Linked DNA regions of Homo sapiens: region 2 is linked to region 1. The links are chromatin loops, found by intact Hi-C in ENCODE. Cell type or tissue: mammary epithelial cell. All regions are shown on one strand. Links, peaks and the distances in the headings refer to the core of each region. The heading gives the core; the rest is flanking DNA.

The links. Hi-C counts contacts between places; a loop is a spot of excess contacts. Peaks named below come from ENCODE experiments on the same cell type or tissue, not always from the same donor. Only the 100,000 strongest peaks of a DNase experiment are listed, where the experiment ranks them.
Region 2: it touches region 1 in a loop (3-fold over the local background); 1 of 110 quality-filtered maps calls a loop at or near these places.

The regions. Positions count from the first base shown.
Region 1 is chr9:3,754,554-3,765,456 of GRCh38, forward strand. No RefSeq gene overlaps it. Among named protein-coding and RNA genes, the nearest start is that of RFX3-DT, 92 kb to the left of the region's middle. In mammary epithelial cell, for the core only: a CTCF peak has its summit at 5,716; a DNase peak (open chromatin) is centred at 5,678; H3K27ac peaks cover 378 bases.
Region 2 is chr9:3,881,381-3,892,283 of GRCh38, forward strand. The region is part of intron 7 of GLIS3 (GLIS family zinc finger 3); the gene reads right to left. Among named protein-coding and RNA genes, the nearest start is that of GLIS3-AS1, 12 kb to the right of the region's middle. In mammary epithelial cell, for the core only: no CTCF peak of the experiment used is centred there; a DNase peak (open chromatin) is centred at 6,651; H3K27ac peaks cover 1,475 bases.

The sequences.
Region 1 (10,903 bases), core at 2,634-7,633:
AATAAACAAGTAAACAAAATATATATGTCTCAATAGATAGATAGATATAGTCTACTGTAATTCTACTAACAGAATATAACCACTGTTAATATACTGATGTTTCTCTTCTACATTTTTAAACATACATGCACATATCTATGTCTACACCTAGAAATACACACACACATTGTATATATTGCAATGAACCTCTTGTAGCTAAATACTTTCACACTTCTGAATTAGTTTTCAGATTCTTTGTATTTGTAATATGTATGATCTCTTTGGACAAACCAACACATTAATTTTTTTGTGATAAAACTTAAAAAATTTTTAATTTATGGCATTTTATTTTGTGCACTGTTTTAAAAAATACTTTTTGAGCTCCAAAATAAATATTAACCTGTGCTCTTTTATTAATTTATTGTATCATGTGTTTTTAAAAATCCATAGCCCTGCTAAGATATTGTGATGTAAGGTATGTGATAGGGAACCAAACATTCCCCCCCAAAATGTTAGATGGTTTTGTCATACTAATCTGTTTTTTCTCCATTATTTGAAATGCTTCTTACATTATAAATTAAATTCTTATTCTATTCTTAGAGATTTGTGACATTCCAGTTATCTGTTGATTCCTGCACCAGGATCATATTGCTTCAACTGTTAGGGTTTTGAAAAATATTTTCTTATCTAGAAACTCTAGTATTTCCCATGTAAATATTTTTCCCTAGTTGTAAGCATCTTAACAACAGAAACTGTGTCATTTAAATATTATATTTATTGAGCTGTACATGCGCCTGACACAATATTAGCCAATAAAAATACGTTTATATGTGTAGCATTTTGGTTTTCAAAGCTTTCTTTTTTTGGTTTTTCTTTTTTTCTTTTTTTTTTTGTTTTTTGAGATGGAGTCTCACTCTGTCCCCCCAGGCTGGAGTGCAGTGGCACAGTCTCGGCTCACTGCAACCTCCACTCCTGGGTTCACGCCGTTCTCCTGCCTCAGCCTCCCGAGTAGCTGGGACTACAGGCTCCCGCCACCACGCCCGGCTAATTTTTTTTTTTTTTTTTTTTTTTTTTTTAGTAGAGACAGGGTTTCACCGTGTTAACCAGGATGGTCTCGATCTCCTGACCTAGTGATCTGCCTGCCTCGGCCTCCCAAAGTGCTGGGATTACAGGCGTGAGCCATTGCGCCCAGCCCTAAAGCTTTCTTTATGTACTTTTTTAAATGAGTTCTTCACATCCCAATTCCATTACCAGTGTAATACAGGTTAGACTAACTGGTGAAAAGCTCCTTTATGCCTCAAATACCAATACATAGTAGGTCCTCAGAGAATTCTCATTGGTTGGTTCACATTGCCTTTTGTCCTAAAGTAGGACAAGCTGAAAAACAATGAGAACCACTATTTATAGCCAGTGATTGAACATTTTGATGAAGGGAAGTGTAAAATAAAGTTCCACTTTAAGCCTTCATAAAATTTGAAACTTCCTAATTAAGACAGCTAGGTCTATTATCTTGGACTATGACTGCCTGAACAAATGCACACTGAGTATGTTGTCTATGAAGTAACACCAAAGTAATGTGGTGAGTGTATTAGCTTCCTATAGCCACTGTAACAAATTAGTGATGACCACCAATTGTGGCTTAAAACAACACATACTTATTCTCTTACAGCTCTGGAGATCAGAAGCCCAGGGCCATGCACACTGCTGAAGCTCTAATCCATTTCCTTCTCTTCCTTCCGTTCTCTAGAGCCACATTCTTTGCATTTCTTAGCACCTGGCCTCTTCGTCCATCCTCAAAGCCAGCGGTGTAGTATCTTGCTTCCATCATCACATTGGCTTCTTCTTTTATAGTCAAATCTCCTTCTGCTTCCCTCTTGTAAAAACACTTGTGATTTCATTAAGAGCCCACCTCAGATAATCTAGCATAATCTCCTTATCTCAACAATCTTTAATTTACATCTGCAAAGTCCTTTTTGCCTATAAGGTAACATTCATGTTTTCCAGAGTTTGGAACCTGGATACCTTGAGGGGCCATTATTCAGCCTACCACAGTGAATAATCCCAAACCCTCGGAGCCATGGTTTCAATTAATGAGCCAGGAGAATGTGTTTCTCTCCCATGGAGGCATCTCCATCTAGGGAGATGTTGCTTCTTCATTCACTCATAGAATAGGGTATGAGCAGGTGCTGAGGTTACAAAAATTGATATACTCTCTGCCTTCAAGTGGCTCCACAGTTTTTGCTCTTGTTATTTAAAAGTAAACTATATATCAGAGGCAGTGGAATCCGTTGGTGTGTTATTTATACAGATATTCCAAGTCTTTCAGCCTTGAAGACTTTTTCTTTCCTATTATTCTTATCCATCTAAGCCCTGCTTTCTTAATCCATTCTAGTTGTTGGAGAATAATAACACACAAACATACATATATACACACACACACCCTTAACCAAATAAATACGCACATAAAATATTTATTAACAAGGGCTATTTTTTAAGTATGGTAAAGGAAATGGAAAGTGGCAGAGCAGAGATATTGGTACTATTTCATATAGGGTGGTCAGAGAAGGCCTCACTGATCAGATTGCATTTCAACAGGCCAGGCCAGGTGCAGTGGCACACATCTGTAATTCCAGCACTTTGGGAGGCCAAGGTGGGCAGATCACTTCAGGTCAGGAGTTTGAGACCAGCCTGGCCAACATGTTGAAACCCCATCTCTACTAAAAATACAAAAATTATCCAGACATGGTGGTGGGTGCCTGTAATCCCAGCTACTTGGGAGGTTGAGGCATGAGAATCACTTGAACCCAGTAGGCGGAAGTTGCAGTGAGCCAAGATCATGCCACTGCACTCCAGCCTGGGCAACAGAGTGAGAATATGTCTCAGAAAAAAAAAAAAAAAAAAAGATTGCACTGCATTTCAACAAAGGCCAGAAGGACAAAGGAGCAAGTCAGATGGCCGGCTAAAGAAGGAGTATTCTAGGCCAGGGAATTAGCTTATGCAAAGGCCCTGGTGCTTCAATGTGTTCCTGTGTTTAAGGAATAGTATAGAAGTCAACGTAGCTTCACCCTTCCAAATATCCAACAACAATTCTTTCTTCCAGGTTCTCTTCCTCTCCCTTCATGTTCCAGTCACTTAAGTCATTTATATGTGAAAGGGACCAGGATATCATACCCCCAAATATGCAACTTTGGCATATTGATTATTTTTACTCAAGACAGTTAGAATAAACACATAAAGGAAAAGTTTTCTGCCTGGAAGCAAGGCCTAAGTTTCCCTTTTTGAAGGTAGCATGAATACTCCTGCTTTTTCTGTACCACAATGAGGAGAGCGACCCTCATCCCCAGAGGTGGAGAGTCAGCACTGAGTAGAGTGTCCATAAACAGATCTTCCTAAAATAACCCTTACCTTTCATTAGTTCTCGCAATATATTTCCTAGTCACTTTCCCACAATTTATTGGCCCTAGAAACCCAACCCCCTTTTCCTTTGTCTAGTTACTTTTCCACAATTTATCACCCTTTGTAAAAATGGTATACAAGCCCCTAAGTCTAACCACTTCTTTGGATTTTTACTTCTGTTTTGTGAAGCCCCTGTTTATGCAAACATATTAACATCGATAAAGAGTGTAGGCCTTTTCTTCTATTATTCTGTCTTTTGTCAGTTTAATTCACAGACCCTAGGAACTGAACCTAAGAGAGTAACAGAAAAGCATTTTTCTCCTCTACACATGCCATTGTTATTACTTTTTGAGTTATTTACTATTAATTACCTGTTGTTTATAAAGTTACATTATAACCACAGCAACAAATTTAATTCCCTTCAACAAATGGGTGAACTGAAGCAGGAAGAGGTTAAAGCAAGGCTGAGCTGAGATTTGAATTTAGGTAGCTTGCTTCTAGAGCCTGTCCACACTACATCTTTGCCTGTCATTTCCACTGTTATCCGAGCTTTTGTCTTTCCCTAGCATGTTCTCCTCTACCCATAGGACTATCCTTAAGATGCAGTTTGTGTTGTTCCTCTAAATTACTCTCTTGAGATTTTCTCCTGACTCCCACCTCTGCTTTCTCTGCAGCCTCATGGCATTCAGTTTTGTTCATTATATTTAGGCGGCTGTTTGTCTTTTAGGTCCATGTGTGATAGTCTTATCACCCCATACTTTCCCTAACACTAGGGCCATGTCTCATATTTCCACTAGCATCCAAGGGGCAGGCACACAAACTGCTCGGGAAATAATTGTGGACTAATTATGACTTTTCTTCAATTCAAAGATACACTCTTTTTTACATTTAACACTCTGAAATCAGTCATTCAATTGATGGTGCATCAGAATTAATTGGCAGGTTTTTTTTTTTCTTTTTTAGCAGCCTCATAGATTAGATAAAATATAGTAATTAACAATCTTGATCCTGAACCTTCATTTGGTGACTTGGTGTTATGAGAGTTTATTCAGCATAGTGGAGTGGGGAGGAAGTTATCTTGCTCTTTCCTGACCATGCTGGTCCTGTAGCAGAAAGCAGTACTACTCAACATACACTCAGTAAAATTCCATTTATTAGATTATTTCTTTCACTTCTGAAATAAAGGAAGAAAAATCACTTATAGAAACTGATGGCGAGAAACTCAGGACTTTGTTAAATATTCAAGACCTACATTACAGACTGTAAAAAGAGGAGCCCACTGCCCAATGGAGAATGTTTTTGAAGTCCACAGATAATATCGTCTACAATTTATTTTCTCTGCTGAAAAAAGAAACTCATGCAGGAAACATTTTGAAACCAAGTAAATAAAACAGAGATGCCCGCAATTTCCTGCAAGTCTGACTAAAAATAGGAAACTCTGCAATCATGAAAGTCGCTCATCTGGCAGCTGCAAGTCCATACCTTGGGAAGCTGAAATCACTGGCAGCTGCAGAAAGCGGCATGTGACAGGTGTTCATCCATGCCCTTTTGGGGGAAAAAGGCTACATTTCAGGGGCATATATGAACAAACATATAAGTGGCTTCTTAATAATAAAAGTTAGATGTCAAAAATTCTTTACTTTCTCTCCTTCTCATTTCCATCCCCACCCTAGTCTTCCAGTTCTGCCCAATCCATGCTCTCCAAAGTAAATTCTAATTCCTCGCACCCAGGAGATAGACTGAAATTCTCCCAAAAAAGGCGGCTGCAAATAAACATCAGAGTTTTACTCTCCTCTTTTTTCCACCCCAAAAAATATCACAAACCAGTGCAGATGTTAGCTCTGATGCAAATATTTATGGCTGTCTTTTTTTTTCTCCCCTCCTGAATTACGGGTACATGAATTGGATCTTCAAAGCAATGTACAGGGTTTAAGCTGAGCAGTTCTCATCCAAGTCTATGGGAGGTACACAGCAAGAACCCTGTAATATCTCAGAGGTTTTATTCCTTTTTAAATTCTTTTATAAGAAGACTTTGCTAAGGGATTTACAAGAACTAAAGATTATTTAGTGATAATGGATGAGAAATGTTGCTGGAAGTGTAAAAGGCAGTTACATTCTCACCAAAAGAATTTCTTATAAATAATGTCATTATGGCACAAAGGATACCAAATGAATTTAATCATTAGCTTCTAATTGAAGAGCTCTGCCAAATTTGCTTCTCCTTGCTACTTTAGCTATTTTCTGTTCCGCGGGACTCTGTCAAATGTAAACAAAGGGTAGGTGAAGGAGCATGATTAATCGCAAAGCTTGTGAGACAAGCCTGGGCTGGTGAATTGGTGGTGGGAACTGGATATTGCATCCTTTATTTTCCTCTTGCCCCGACATTTGCCCCATTAACTCCCAGAGGGGCCTCTAATCAATGGATTTTGGCCAGTGAAGTCAAATGAGGGCTTATAGAGGGTTGCCAGGGCAGGATTCTCTCAAACAAAGCAAGGGCTAAATAATGTTTCCAGATTAAAACACAGCACTATCTTTGAATGAATGTTTTCACTGAAAAAAAAATAAAAGTAACTTAATTATATATCACATTTTTAAGGCAAGGTCTTTATAGCCAAATAAATGTTTCTAGGAATTCTTAAAGAGGGCATGTATGTACACAGCTTTATATATAAATCCTCATAAAATCTCAATTACTCAGAAAGTTTGTGGCCCAAATCAACTGAATTGGATAATTAATTAAACATTAACCCCAAATTTTCTCATTTAAACCACTATCACTGAATAGTTTTTATAAATGCATTAACCATCTGTCATGTCTTACTCAGCATAGTAGTAGAACGACCACACTTGAATTCTTTCTTTTGATCACTGGGAATCCTCTAGTTAGTTAGGTTTATCTTTTTGAACATCAGGTTCAAAAGATCTATTTCTAAGAGAGAGATCTAGAAGGTAAACTGATCCCAAGAAATACTAGGGAAATTGTTTAAAGTTCCTCGATATGAGTTCTTAAAATTTTGCTCCCTCTCCTAAAGGAGGGAAATTCCTGTTAGTTGAAGTTAAAACTGATGTTGAATGCTTAAAATTCCACTCTCTTCCACTCACCTAATTCTTATCCACCCAAAACTATAGTAGAAAATTTTACTTCAGGAAATTAGAATAGACTGAATTCCCATAATCATGAAAATGTGGCTGGGCCCGGTAGTGCATGGCTGTAATCCCAGTACTTTGGGAGGCCAAGGCAGGCAGATTACTCGAGGTCAAAAAAGACCAGCCTAGCCAACAGGGTGAAACCCCTGTCTCTACTAAAAATACAAAAAAAAAAGAAAAATTAGCCTGGCGTGGTGGTGGGCACCTGTAATCCCAGCTACTCAGGAGGCTGAGGGAACAGAATCACTTGAACCCAGGAGGCAGAGGTTGCAGTGAGCCGAGGTCGCACCACTGCACTCCAGCCTGGGCGACAGAGCTAGACTCCCTCTCAAAAAAAAGGTGACTTGAAAACATAATCACTCATATCAACTTAAAGGAAAATATACAGCACCTCCTAGGTGATCACTATTATGTTAAGTGGGTAAATGCTTTATGTTTTTTTCACAACTGAAGCCAATGCTGAATGAAGAGCGTCTGTTCTACATTTTGCAAGGACTGGAATGTTGGTATAATCGAGACAAGATGGCTGGCTCACTGACAGTTTAGGTGAGAGAAATGCACACCAAAGCCATCTGTTTTGTTACCTCACCACAAGGAGAAGGGACACACTCTTATGAGGAATACTCACTGCTTGATATACCTTAACATGAATACAGATATTTTAAGGGCTTCATGCAGAATTAGACAATATACCTCACTGTGTTACCTGGCAGTCAAGAATTACTCACTTTCAGAGTGAATTCACTCTGGCCTATGCATAAATCAGGGCAAACAACAACAACAAAAAACCATCAAACATGCAGAGGAAGATGTGAAAGACCAATGTTTCTAACGTAATTCTCGTCAAGCTCGTCGGTATGTAGGAAAAATGTATGTAACACTTTATTCTAGAAATTTCCATTTAAAGCCACCGCTCTGAGTTCCCTGACACTCCTGCATAGTCTGACCTTGCTTAGGAAGACTGAGAATCTGTGGAGCTGCTCTAGAAAAAGGGTGGGCGGGGGTGGATAAGCAGCCCTCTTATCCCTACTTTTCCCTTTTACTAAGAACCCAGGATGGTTGAATGCAAGGTCCGTTTTTATTCTGAGGATAGAAAAAATTCAGGGCTTTCCCAGGCTATTTCACCCACACTATCTATCTCATTTGGTTTTATCTATGTTTGGTTCTAGATTCACTAAAGATAGAAAAGCCGCATATAACCCTTATCTCTTCCTTTTGTGTGGTGCAGTGATGTAAAATCACCCTATGGGATCCAAAAGAATTTGGAATTCAAATGGAGTTGTTTTCAGAGAGAGAAGAGGCAGAGAAAAGGATATCAGAATGTAAGCAGATCCTGTGAAATTATTCACATTTATATTGAACTGTCTGTTTTCAGAGTGCACGAGAGTTCAAATGTGTAAAGAGTGCATATGGAAAGTGAGTTACCAAAGGGGCAGACTTTTCCATTGATCAATTTAGTATCACTTCTCTTCTCCAAATCTAGGCCTCTGTGAAACTGGAGCTTACCCTTTCTAAATATTTTTTCCTTTGCTAGATGGCAAAATGTTTTTTGTTTGTGTGGGTTTTTTTTTTTTTTTGTTTTAATTATTGGGTGAAACTTAACCTAAAGTTTACTATTTTAAAATATGAAATTCTGTGACTTTTTTAGTATATTCGCAAAGTTGTGTAACCATTATCACTATCTAATTCCATAACATTTCCATTACCAAATAGAAACCCTGTAACTGTTCACAATTACTCCCAATTGCTCCCTCCTTCACCTATCCCTTGGCAACCACTAGTCTACTTTCTGTCTGTGTAGATTTGACTCTTCATACAGTATGTCACTTTTTGTTTTATCTGGCTTCTTTCACTTTGCAAAATATTTTCAAGGTTTATCCATGCTGTAGCAAGTATTAGTACTTCATTCCTTTTCTTGGCTAAATAATATTCCATTGTAAGGATGTGCCATATTTTGTCTATCTATATTTTTATTTATTCAGTTGATGGACATTTGGGCTGTTTCTACTTTTTGGCTATTATAGATAATAATGCTGTGAAGGTTCATGCACATGTTTTGGTGTGAATGTTTGTTTTCGGTTGTCTTGGGTATATAACCTGGAGTGTGGAATTTCTGGGTCATACAGTAATTCTATGTTTAACTTTTTGAGAAACTGTCAAACTGTGTTCTATAAGCAGTTACACCTTTTCATATTCCCACCAGCAATGTATGAGGGCTCATGTTTTAGTCAGTTTGTCCAGTTATAACAAATTACCATAAACTGAGTGGCTTAAATAATAAATATTTATAGCAGTTCTGGAGGCTGGAAGCCCAAGGTCAGAGTGCCAACATGGTGGAGTTCTGGTGAGGGCCCTCTCCCAGACTGCAAACTGCTGACTTCTCCTTATATACTCATGTGGCAGAAAGAGAGAAGTACAGAGAGATCCATATGTATTTGGGTCAAATGTCGAACTTTCTATTCTATCCTACTGACTATAGTATTTGTCTGTTCATGTGCCAGTACCACACTGTTTTAATTACAGAAGCTTTATATTATGTTTTCATGTCTGTCAGTGCTATTCCCCCCTTGTAGGTGTTCTTTTTCAGTCTTTCCTAGTGATTCTTGCATGTTTGTTTTGCCATATGACCTTTAGTATCAACTTGTCTATAAAATAGCTTGGTATTTTTATTGGAATTGCATTGCATTTAGAAATTAACTTAGGGAGAACTGATATCTCTTAATCTTGTTATCCTAGCCAAGAACAAGAAATGAATTCCCAGTTGTTAAAGTCTGCTTTTGTGTCTTTCATGAGTGCTTACAAATTGTCCAGATATAGGTTTTGCCCATTTCTGGTTAAATGTATTCCTAAGCACTTAATCTCCTTTGCTACTAATACAAATGGGCATTCCTTACTTTTATGTCTTCTAAGTGTTGTTTTTTATATGAAGTCTACTGATTTGGTATGTTAATTTTATAACCTGCTACTTCACTGAATTACTTTATTGAGTTGGTTTTATTATTGATTCTCTGGGTTTTTCAAAGTATACTGTTATATCACCTACAAATACAAGCAGTTTTACTACTTCTTCCCCCATTCTTATCCCTCTAATTGATCTCTCATCTAAGTGCATTGGCCAACACATTCAGTACAATGTTTAAATCCTGCATGTTGCTGATTACAATGAAAATACCTCTAGTGTTTCCTCATGAAACAAAATACTAACTTTAGGACTGAGATATACATACTTTATAATGTTAAGGAAGTAGCCCTCAATTCCTATTTCCTTGAGGGTTTTTATTATGAATGGGTAATGAATTTTGTCAAAGGCATTCTCAGGATCTATAGAAATAGACATATAAATTTTCCTTAGATTTATCAATATAGCGTATTGTATAAATAGATTTCCTAATGTTGAGCCAACTTGTATCCTTTAAATATATGCTATTTCGTCATATTGTATTATTATTATTATTATTATTATTATTATGTATATATTTTTTGAGACAGAGTCTCTCTCTGTTGCCAGGCTGGAGTGTAGTGGTGCCATCTCAGGTCACTGCAATCTCCTCTTCCTGGGTTCAAGTGATTCCCTAGCCTCAGCCTCCCGAGTAGCTGGGACTACAGGGGCACGCCACCACATTCAGCTAATTTTATTTGTATTTTAATAGAGAACGGGGTTTCACCCTGTTGGCCAGGATGGTCTCGATTTCCTGACCTCATGATCCACCCACCTTGGCCTCCCAAAGTGCTGGGATTACAGGCGTGAGCCACCACATTGGGCCTGTATCATTCTTTTTAATGTGGTAGTGGATTCTATTTGCTAATATTTTGTTTGCTGATTCCCTTAACTTTTGCCACACCTTTAAAAAGACCCCATCCCAATTTTTTTTTTTTTTTTTCAAAATCCCAGCTGGGTTGGGAATTTTTCATTCAGAATTTTTACAAGAATGTTCACAAATGATATTTGTCTGTAATTATCTTTCTTAATAGTTTTTATCTAATAAATGTATCAGTTTTATGCTTGCCCATAAAGGATTATGAATTTTTTCTTTCTTTTCAATGTTTTAAAACAATTACTAGAATAATCTGGTCTTTGAAGATTTGGTAGAAATCACTCATGAAACCAACAGGACATGGTAACTTTTTTGGTGTAGGCTACTTCCTTATTAATTTTATATTTTTTGTAGAAATTAGTCTGTTTAAGCTTTTACCCTAACGGTGTCAAATTTGGTAATTTTCATTTACCTAAGAAATTATCCACCCTATCTAGGCTTTCAAATTTTTTGCCTTAGAAACCTGTGAAGTGGCTTTTTATTATATTTTATATTTATTCTGCTCTGACAGTTTTATCTCCCTTGCCACTTCTTAGTTGATATGTTTGTGCCTACTCCTTGTTTTC
Region 2 (10,903 bases), core at 3,975-8,974, 130 kb after region 1:
TATGTGCATGTGTTCATCACAAGGGAAGCATTGCCCCTGCTGTTTACAACCCAATGGGCAACAAGGAAACTTGGTGTGCACACTCTGTGCTCTACTCTATGGTCCAACAGAAAGTGTGCTGCTTCTCAGAGGTCTGTATTAGCTATACTTGGCATTAGCTACAATGACATAGGCTGGGAAATTGGGGATTGTTTGTAGCCTGCCACTCGCTCAGAGTTAAGCCTGGTTTAGGACCTCTCTTTCATCCCATTTAACAGCCAGGAAAAACCATCCATCATCCACCTGCCCCATCATCCATCTGTTCACCCATCTATCATTCAGCCGTTATTTTTATATTCCATATTGATAAGTGTCTATTACGTACTTGATACTCTATGTGTGTTCCTGCCCTTGGGGAAACTGTAATTTAATGAAGGGAGCAGACCTCTATATATCGATTTTACCAAAATACCAAGACCTATTAGTATAAATCATTGGACAGTGTTAAAAGCACTTTAATGCACTCATTTGTGGCCCCACAATGCATCCTAAGCTCTGGCCAAACCAGACAACTGACCACACTCAAATGTATTATGACAATTTATACTACTGAGCTTTTTTCTGTGATGTCCTCTACCTTTTTCTACTTACTTCATTACATTTGCTCTATATGCAGAGTTAACTGTGTTCTTTTTATTCTTCTCTTAGCGGGCAATTATTCCACAAATATGTATAGGGTACCTATCATTTGGCAGACATGAAGCTAGGTCCTGGGACAGGAAACAAGACATCCTCGGTGCCTGGTATCTCCAAACAGCATCAGTTCATGTTCATTGAGTAAACAAAGATGAACAAGATATAAATGCCCATGGAATCTCGGGGCTCAGTGACTAGGACAGGGACAGAAAGGAACATTTATCCACCAACTCCTATTTTTCATTTGTTGACGGTTGCGCCATTGGTCAAGATTAATTTGCTCACACTTTGAGGGGCACGTGTACCAGAGTGGCTAAATGTTCTCACAGATACCCAACATCAGGGTATCAGAGAAGCCTCAGGGAAGAAAGCCAGAGGGACATGGTGCAGTTGAGGAGAGGTGCTACCATGCTACGGCTGGTGCATTAGCTGGCTGCATTAGCAAAGGCCACTAGAAACAGGTGGTGAAGGGGATGCTAGGTGGGGCACACGAGGTGTCAGGTATAGGGCTGAGGGCTCCAGAATATGCCCTCCAGCTGTGCTGGTTTGACTGACTGCCAGTCAAGCCCACGTCAACTGGTGTTGACTGACCACCAGTCAAGCCCACATCCATAGCCCTTCCCTTGAATGCTATGGCTGGTGAAGGGGACAGAAATGGGCAGTGGTCCTCTTTTACGGCCCCATGAGAACAAGAAAGGGAGGGCTTTAGGGTTCAATTTAAAAACTGGATTTGGAAAATGTACTTCTTATCTAGGGTGGAGGAAATCACTTCTCTGGAAAACAAGGTCTATGACTTGCCTTTACTTTCTATAGTATAGGAAAATCTTACTTCTGGTGAGAAGGTGAGATTACAACCTAGTAGAAGCCTGTAAGTCAGTGTCTACATGACAGCACTTTGCATGCCAAGTCCAGGCCATGACTGCTCATTGTAGACGTTGCTTGTGACCAAGATGATGACCAGAAATTTGGAGGAAGTAACAACAGACACAAGCATGCTTTCCAACATTTATCCAATCCCCATCTCACATACCCTTCAAAAAAAATGGACAACACTCTGGAGTCAGAGAGCTGTGGCTTCAACAGAATTGTCCTTGGTCTCTGCCAATGATCCACTGTGGCATAGGAAATGCTCTTTTACTTATCCTGATTTCTAGGAATTTCTGACCATATCACAGTCATGCATCCAGAATTCAATCTTTATTAATTACTACAGTCTAGGAATATTCTTTTATGCATTCATTCTTCCAAACACAATTTTCCAGCACCTACTCTGCACCAGGCAGGTGCTAATCTCCATTAATGTTTTAAGTCTGAATATCTGCCGACTTCATACAGACTTTCCCACCACAACATATGGTTCCAGACAAATGTTCAGGTTTTGCCAAGTGATTTTTAACCTCAGGAAGAAAATCTCCACCTTAGAGTAAAACTGTAATGTCATTCGCAAAAGGAAAAACTTCCTTTCATACACATTCAAAATAATTTTCCAAACTCAACGAATAGGGCACACAATTGTGGCCTATCGATCAAAACATAAGGAAGAGAGCTGATCCCTCCAGGATACAGGGCAATATTAACAAAACTGTTGTCATCAAATCAGCCGACACACACAGGCTGCCCACAGGAGCAGCCTTCATTGTCTGTGTCAACTCCGGGGTCATTACTGCTTTCAAGGCTGCAAGAGGGCTTCTAAGTGAACTTCCAGACATACCTGATGACTGGCAGCTGGAACAACTGATTAAGCACAGCAGAGGAACATATTGGAAATTCTTATTGCTTTTGTGATTAAGAGATGGTAGTCTCCCTGAGGAAATAAAATCCTGTTCTTGAGATGAATACGTGAGCCTTGTCTTCAGCAGAGGCCAGCTACTGGCCTCCCTGCTGCCATGGGCTTTCTCTTTCTTAGTGGCCTGGCTCACTGCAGTCTCTCATCCATCTACAGTAGAGGTAGGTGGAGGTAACTCAGTTGAGCTTTATAATTTTAACAAAGCAGCATCTGTTGATCTATGTGGTTCTCAGATGCCATCTCATAGGCTACCAGAGCATTCTAGGCTGGCACCTTTAGCTCAGGTTAATTTGGTTAGTATGCAGTTCTCTTTGTCCAAATGAAAACCATTAATCTATATTTCTAATGGGTATAAACAGGGCACCCTTGGGGTTACTTCAGCTGTAACATATTTATTGTGTGGATGGAGGGAGGCCAAGAGTGTTAGTAGCATCCCCAAATAAAGATTACTTGTCTCAGGCCATCACCAGAGCGGAGGAAGGCTACTATAGGCATTGCTTGGTAACTGTGTTTTCATCACTTCAGAGGGAAAGGATGAAGACCTCCCTTGTCAGGCTAAGGTATATTAAAAACAGCCAATATGCATTCTTGTTTAAAACTATGTGAGCAGCAAGAGTCCTGCTTCTCAAGCTTTAATGTGCAAATAAATCATCAAGGTAAAATACAGATTCTGACTCACTAGGTCTTGGGGGTGCTGAGGCTGCTGGTATGGAAACTACACTTTGAGTAGTAGGTGCTGGGGATCCTGTCTCAGCTTCATTTCATCTTCTTGCTGCCCCTTGATACCTTGGAATCAATAGTTAAGACTTATTGAGCATTTATAATGTGCAAAGTTCTTTATAAACATTTCCCCAGTTTGCTGATGAGGAACTTGAGGCCTCTTCTGGTTCCTGGTTAAGTTACCTGGCTTAGGTCACGTGGCAGGCAAATAGCGGGGCTGGAATTCAAATCCGGGAAGCCTGATTTTATTAATAGATCACATGACCCAGAACACCACCCTATATTGCCTCCCAAAGGCAAGACAGATTCAAGAAAACACATAAAAGTGTTGTGTCAGGGCCCCTGAACACTCTGTTTGCAAAGGCTGCTTGTTGCCAATAGCCACTAATCCCCCACCACAAACAACACACAAGCAGCTGTAGCCATCAAACTGTGGGTTAGAGTGCAAAAAGGATATTCCCATTTCTGTTTCTGCCCATCCTGAAAGCAATTCAGCATTGAAGAGAGAAGTTTTCCAGCTCTGAAAATTACTTCAGGCAAGAAATTAACTGAATTATTTGGTTTAGAAAGCAAACAGCTGGTAGGAAATGTGCTTTTTCCCAAATAAAGATTTCAGATACTTGCTAGAGGCATATTGATCCACTGCTAGGAAAAGAAGGAAGGCAAGGAAGGGTTATTCGTGAGCAATTAGTTATATGCATCCTTTACCACAAGCAAGAATGATGTTCTGGGCTGAAAGGCCACCAGTTGTCAATAATGCACCAAGGGGAGGTTTACCGGGCAGATCTGCAACCACTGAGCTGCTTTGTAAATCTGCGTTGGAGTCATTCATGGTTGCATTATGGCCATGGTGCTGCTCCTCATGCAGGCTTGCTCTCATAGAAAAGGGGGAACCGGTATTACCCACACACTGTGAATTCACGTATAAGTAGTGCTAGAGTAATGTTGAGATCCTGACAAATGACATTATTGCTTGGTGGCTGGAACATGGGAAGAGGTGTTGGCTCACCATTCATCTCTTGGGCAGTATTTCCAGGGTCAAGGCACGGAGGATAAGCTAATCAATGAAATCAGGGTAAATGAGCTTTCACAGGGACACTGAAAAGAATGAGAAGCCCCATGTGAATGGTGAGTTCAATCTTGTCTCTTTGTCTCTCTCCCTGGAGAATTTTAGAGCTGGGAAAAGTTCGGGAACAGCTGGACAACAGAAATTCTGATTCCCTCAGCCTCATCAGAAATCGGGCACTTTATAGAGACATTGTCAGTGTGGTTATTAACAGAACAAAGCAAAGCATACACAATGTGAGACAGATAGACCTGAATTAGAATCTTAGCCTTAGCTATTAATAGCAATGTGTCTAGGCAAATCACTTAACCTAAGTTTCTTCATCTTAAATAAGGATAATACCTCACTGGACTGTGACGAGGATTATAGAATGAGCAGAAAACACTGAGCATATGCCTGAACGCCAGTCAAGTGCTCAAGAAACCACTGTTGCTATTATTTGGCTACTTATATTATTGTAATTATTACCATTATTAATAGAACTAGGGAAAGATAAGGGTACATGTTGCTCCCAAATGGTAAATCTCGAATAAAGTATGACCTCCTATCTAAACTACAGATGGAAGAATTCATACAAATATAAACTGTGGTGTTACTTTACAAATGCAGAAGAGTTTACATACCATTCTCAAATAAGCTTTTTGTTGTTCTATTTTTTTTATATGAGTTGCTATGAAGTGGGGCCTGTGAAAGAATCCTCAAGGGTTAAAATGTACTTTATTTTGCACGAGTAGAGTAATACACACCTTTTGAGTTACAACCCATAATGCATTTCAGTTTAAAAGATAACAAGTCATTTTCATGCATGACTGCACTTCGTTAAGGAGCGAAAATGGGCTGTTACTAAAATGTCAACACAATTGTCCCTCTTGAAGCTTAGTTTATCTTGAAGTATTTTTACACTTTCAGCACTTCTTTTTGTTTGTTTCTCCAAGAGCATAAAGATCCAGAATTTTCAGGAGTCAAGAAAGACTTTCCCTTCAGGCATTCTGAAGAAAATTACCAATATTGGGGGTGACTCAAGTTTTGGCCCCCAATAGTGAAAATACAAGGTCTGGTACCTTCTGCGGTCTTTTTGCATTTCACCTTGGAGCAATTTAATTGTGTTGTCCTTCAATGAAAAATGCTCTCTGAACCTAAATTCACAAACCAGAAAGAGATTTCTAGCAAGGAAAATGCCCTGTCAGGGTCACTTGGAAGGCTGCGTTTGGTATTGAGGTTAATTGGAGAACGAGAGAGAGGCCTCAGCTAATCTTAGCCTTGCTGCCAATGAGTAGAAGGAGCTGGTTTTCTTTTTTCCTTCTTCTTAATGTCTGATCATTTCCCCCCTTCCCCTGCCTCTGCATCAGGAAGGGCATCATTCCACATCCTACCTGTATTAGGAAAAAGTAGCTTCTTAAGGGTTGGCACAGTCATCTCTCTAATCTTTCCCTTCTCCTTGTGGCATGAAAACTTTTAATATTGCCAATCCCTAAAAATCTATTATTTCTGCCTGTCTTTTTTTTCCTTCCCACTTTGCAGTGTAGACTATCATTATCCAGCAGCCCTGATAAGAGGATAATGAAACAATCCCTTCTCAACTGGATCGGGTGGCTGTCAGACTAAAATGACACCACCCGTACATCCTTGACATGCTACCACAAGCTAATTGACAGCAAACATTGGCAACTGTCTCCCATGCACCAAGACAAAGGAAACATATTCATGTCACCTGATGGGAGAGCTACCTGGCAACGGATAAACAAATGTGTTAGGGAGATGTTCTATTAAGGTAAGTGAGGGCACGGCTCTGTAGAACATGCCTATTAACTTTGAGCTTAAGCGTGCTGCTATTCTCTAGGGAACAGAAATAAATAAAGCAAAATGAGAATTTATTGATGTCTGGACAGCTACATGAATATTCAGGTTCTCTTACAAACAGATATTCCCCCATGAGCTCCAAACTTCTGCGTAGGCTGCTCAATTACATTTCCACATCATGCAGCTGGATTTATAGCCAGGGAAGAGGTGTTAGTGTGTGGAAGAGGATACAGGTTTATATGCTTCTCTGGAGTACCCTGCAATACAACTAGAAGATAATGGCTGATGCCATCCACATAAATGTCAAAAGGTACCATCAAGCATTCCTAAATACCAGGTCTAATTAACTTCATGTTAGGAAAAGCTCTGGAAACATCTGCATTTCAGAACAAAGACATTTTGTTACCAGTAGAATGGCATCATCTGGCAGCTCTATCAACTTCTCTGGGATGAACCTTTCACACAGCCCTCTTAGATCTTTCCAAGCAATGCATGACACAGCTAACCTCAAATCTCCTACCTTTTCTGTCTTTTCTCCACCTCCCAACCTACCTGCTACTCACCTTCGAAGGATTCATGACACAGAAAGTCAGTAAAATAGCTGGAACAAGCAAACTATTCAGACTACCCTGTGGGAAATCTGTCATTTCCTCCTGGTCTGTGTGTTATGTTAACCCTCATTGGGGCAGAGTGGGAAGGCAGAAAAAAAGGAGAAAGACGGGGTAGACGTGGCCAATCACTCCTGGAAGTTCTTACAGAAAGATCCCTCACCTTTTTTTGGAAATAAAAGTTTTACTTGGCCACAAAAAACAAAGCTGCAGTAAAAAATACTGGGTTCCCAATCTCCTCATTACTCATGCCTCAACTATCTCCTACCTGTACCATGTTGACCACAAAAGATATTTCCTCCCTTTCAGAGCATGCTGAGACAATCCCACCCACTCTACTTTCACGTGACTTCTAAAATCACTTCACAGTGAAGGCTTCTTGGAAACAGATTTTTAGCATAGACAGCCAATCTGATTTTTAATGCACTATTATTCTAGCCAAAGTCAAGGGATGACCTATCAATCAACTCTGAACTCTCTCAAAGAGCCTCTCCCTTTCCTAGATGTGTAAAATGAAGTAACAACAGCCCTTCTGGAGAATTACGCTATAGCGAGGAGCTCACAGCTTCTTCGATTATCATGAGCCCTGGGCGAAACTGCATCGACAATGAAGCTGGTTTTGTTATGACTCCAGAGAACCCCCTTTCCTCCTTTATTCACACTCTGACCACAATCTTCCATTTGGCCATCAGGCGCTTCAGGTTACCTCCTAGCTTACTTTACTCTCAAGATAGATGCTAGAAGGTACTCACGTGCTGTCATGAGTTTATGCCCATATACAACATTTTTTCAAATAATTTTTATGTAAAGGCTTTTATCTGTATCTGGAATGGAGGGTTCAGCCTTCAGTTATATCCATTTCAAACATCCTTGTTGCTGCTAGAAAATATATTTTGAGGAAGCATGTGACATCCCTGTTAGAATGTGACTAGATGGGTCCCTAAAGTTCAATATTTCAATTATTTGCTTTACTTTAGGCTTTAATTTATGTGTCTAGGAGAGGCTTAGATTTTCGAAAACATAACCCTTGATATTCAAGAATTTGAGATACTTTCCTTTCTAGGAAAAAAAATCTTGGGCAGAATAAAACCAGGACTGCCCCTGCCTCTGATCTCTTTGCCAGCCTTTAGCACCTCATAACTAGAATGGAGCCCCACCTGTCCTGAGGCAGTTTCTTCCTAAGTGAGAGCCACGTTAGTCAGTGCTCCCACAATGGCCCAGGCTGCTTCTGCAGGTGTCTTCTTGCAATTTGTTGCCTTTAACCAGTAATAGTTCCATTTGAGGGCCACTACTTTTGGGGTTCCATAGAGTGCCCTGGGAGACCTATGAGTATTGGATAGTACATGAGTTCTGGATGCCTTCAATGGAAACAGCTTTGCCATTATCTGTTTTAAATATTGGGCCTTAAAAAGTCTCCAAAAACCCATGGACTAGAAGACTACTAAAGTATTTGCTAAATCTAAAATATTATGGGGATCAATAAAATGATAAAATCTGCATGTATTACATGATCCTAAACTGTCTTATAATACATTCTCCTCTTTAATTCATTTCAATTAATCCACTTTATGGATGCCTTGATTTCACTCAGTCATTTTGATGAATGTCTCAGATGTAAGTATAAAACAGGGCTTGGCAAACCTTTGTTGCAAAGGAGCAGACAGAAAATATTTTAGGCTTTGCAGGCAAAGAGGCAATGTTCACATTCTTCAGGCAACTGTTCTCACCTAAAGGCTAATAACTTTTAAAAAATTTTTTACATTAAAAAATCTTAAAACCATCCTTAGTTCTCAGGCCATGCAAAATCACGGGGCAGGCCAGATTTGGCCTATGGGCCATAGTTTGCTGATTCTCAGTGTAATAACTGTTGCATGCTAACTACTAAGAACCATCATGAAAAGACTAGGGAACTGTTTTTGAAATATGAAAACTAAATTTGAGGTAAGCAACAGTCAAGAACAGTTTTTTTAGACACCTGAGAGTATATTTTGAGATAAATGACATGGCCTGGAAGAGCCTATTTACAAAATGACATCAGGACCAGGGCTACATCCCAGCAATACCAAAACAAGGAATATGTAAAATTGCATTGGCCGAGGCCATCAATCCCATTTCTCCTTTCTTCCACCTGCCTCACTCTCACAAATTCACTGTTCATTAAATTCAGTTTACAAGCAGGCAATGGCACTCTGTACAACCAGTATAAGGATACTTCTACTCTTCATGGAAACAACAACAACAACAAAAGTCTAATTTGCAGATCAGAAAATGGGCCTTAGAATACAGAAGCTCCAGCCCTCCGCTTGACTTAAATTCTTCTTGGAAGGAACGCTTTATGTCAGCACATCCATTACTGACTACCAAGTAGTAGCACCCAGCATAAAAGACATGGATAGAAGGGGTTCTATTCACTGCCACAGACATTGACTTTGTTCACAATTAATAATCCAACATTTTAAGCAAGAAGGAAAGAAAAAAAGAGAAAAGAACATGAGCATCTGCCAATTGCCGGGGAGTGTACTAAACTCTTTTATGTTATCTCATTTAGTTCTCATAGCAGTCCTATGGAGTCAGTATTATTATTATTATAGAAAAGGAAAAGTAACCTCCCCAAACTGAACATCTAGGGACTGGAGATCCAGAACTGGAGTTTAGATTTAGCTCCACGTTCTTTCTGGCATAGCACGCTGTCTCTAAAAAACAAAACAAACCAAACAACAACAACAACACAACAACAACAAACCCACCAACAACACTACTTTTGAATGACCAAACCCTAGTAACCATCAAAACACAATTTTGACATTGTGAGTTTGGGGGCATTGCCACCCCAGTGATGGCTTTGTAATTCCAATTTGCTTTTCTTTAGAGAGCTACAGTAGATTTCCTTAATTAAAAAATGCCATGTGAACTACTGGCAAAGTAGTGGAATACAAAATGTAAAGAAACATATTTCAGTTTTCTTTTATTCTACTGAGTGATGTTGATTGTATTCCCAAACTTTTAGGCTTCCACTTTTCCTTCCTTCCTCAAAAAAAAAAAAAAAGAAGAAGAAGAAAGTAGGAGGAAGAGGAGGAGGAGGAAAAGGTAGGTAATTGGTAATCTGTGGCATCTGTTCTCTAATTTTCAGAACTATAGCATGTATTTTTATAGTATTTAGATAAAAGCAACAATAGTTACAACTATTAGGTGCTGAACACTTACTATGTTTAAAGAACTCTTTATGTCATTTAATCCAGCAGTTGATCGCACTAAGAGGAAAATTCGGGTTACAGGAAGAAGTGTCATTTCCATTTATAAATGTTACATTTGAGCATAGATTGGCTAAAGCGATGATCACAGGGATTGTACAAAACGTGGTCAGTAACGTAATTTAAGAAAAAAGAGCCGCTGCCATGGTTCATGCTTGTAATCTCAGAACTTTGGGAGACCAAGGCAGGAGGATCACTTGAGTCCAGGAGTTTGACGTAAGCCTGGGCAAGACCTTGTCTCTACACAAAATAATTTTAAAAATAAATTAGCCAGGTGTGGTGGCACATACCTGAAGTCTCAGCTACTCAGAAGGCTGAGGCAGGAGGATGACTTGAGCCCAGGGGTTCAAGGTTACAGTGAGCTATGATCATGCCACTGCACTCTAGCGTGAGTGGCAAAGCAAGATCCTGTCTCAAAAGAAAAGACACAAAATATTGTCCATTCTTGCTTTTTGTATAGCTATGACTCCGAACTGCCTTAGTCCTCCAGAACTATGAATCCTAGATCATTACTTTCCCAACTGCAAAATCTTGTAGGGTAGCTGATGCATCGCATCTTTCATGAAGTACATCCACTTCTCAGAAATGCTTCATAGGCATCCCTGTGAACCAGCCTGAGGAGCAAATTCCTATGCACGTTGATGAGACTTTATCACATTTTCTTTTTAATCGTGAAGAGTTCCCCTTTCTGCAGCCACTCACTCCTAGAAGGTAGAAAAAAGGACTTTCTCTACGTCCCCAAGGAAAAGGTTCCAGTGAAGCTTACAGACCCCTCACTTCTTAAGGTAGGACTAGGTGTTAGTAGAAACGCCAGGGTAAGACTCAACTCTGAAATCCAGGGCTGATGGGTAGTGAGAGTAGAAGCAGGACATGAGCAGCTAAGTTCACTAGAGAGAACGGGACTGGAGTCTCAGGAGCAAACCCAGGTCACAGCTAGAAATAGGGAGTTCTAGAAGCAAGGCAAAAAAAAAGCAGCCTGGAAATTTAGGTAGAAAAA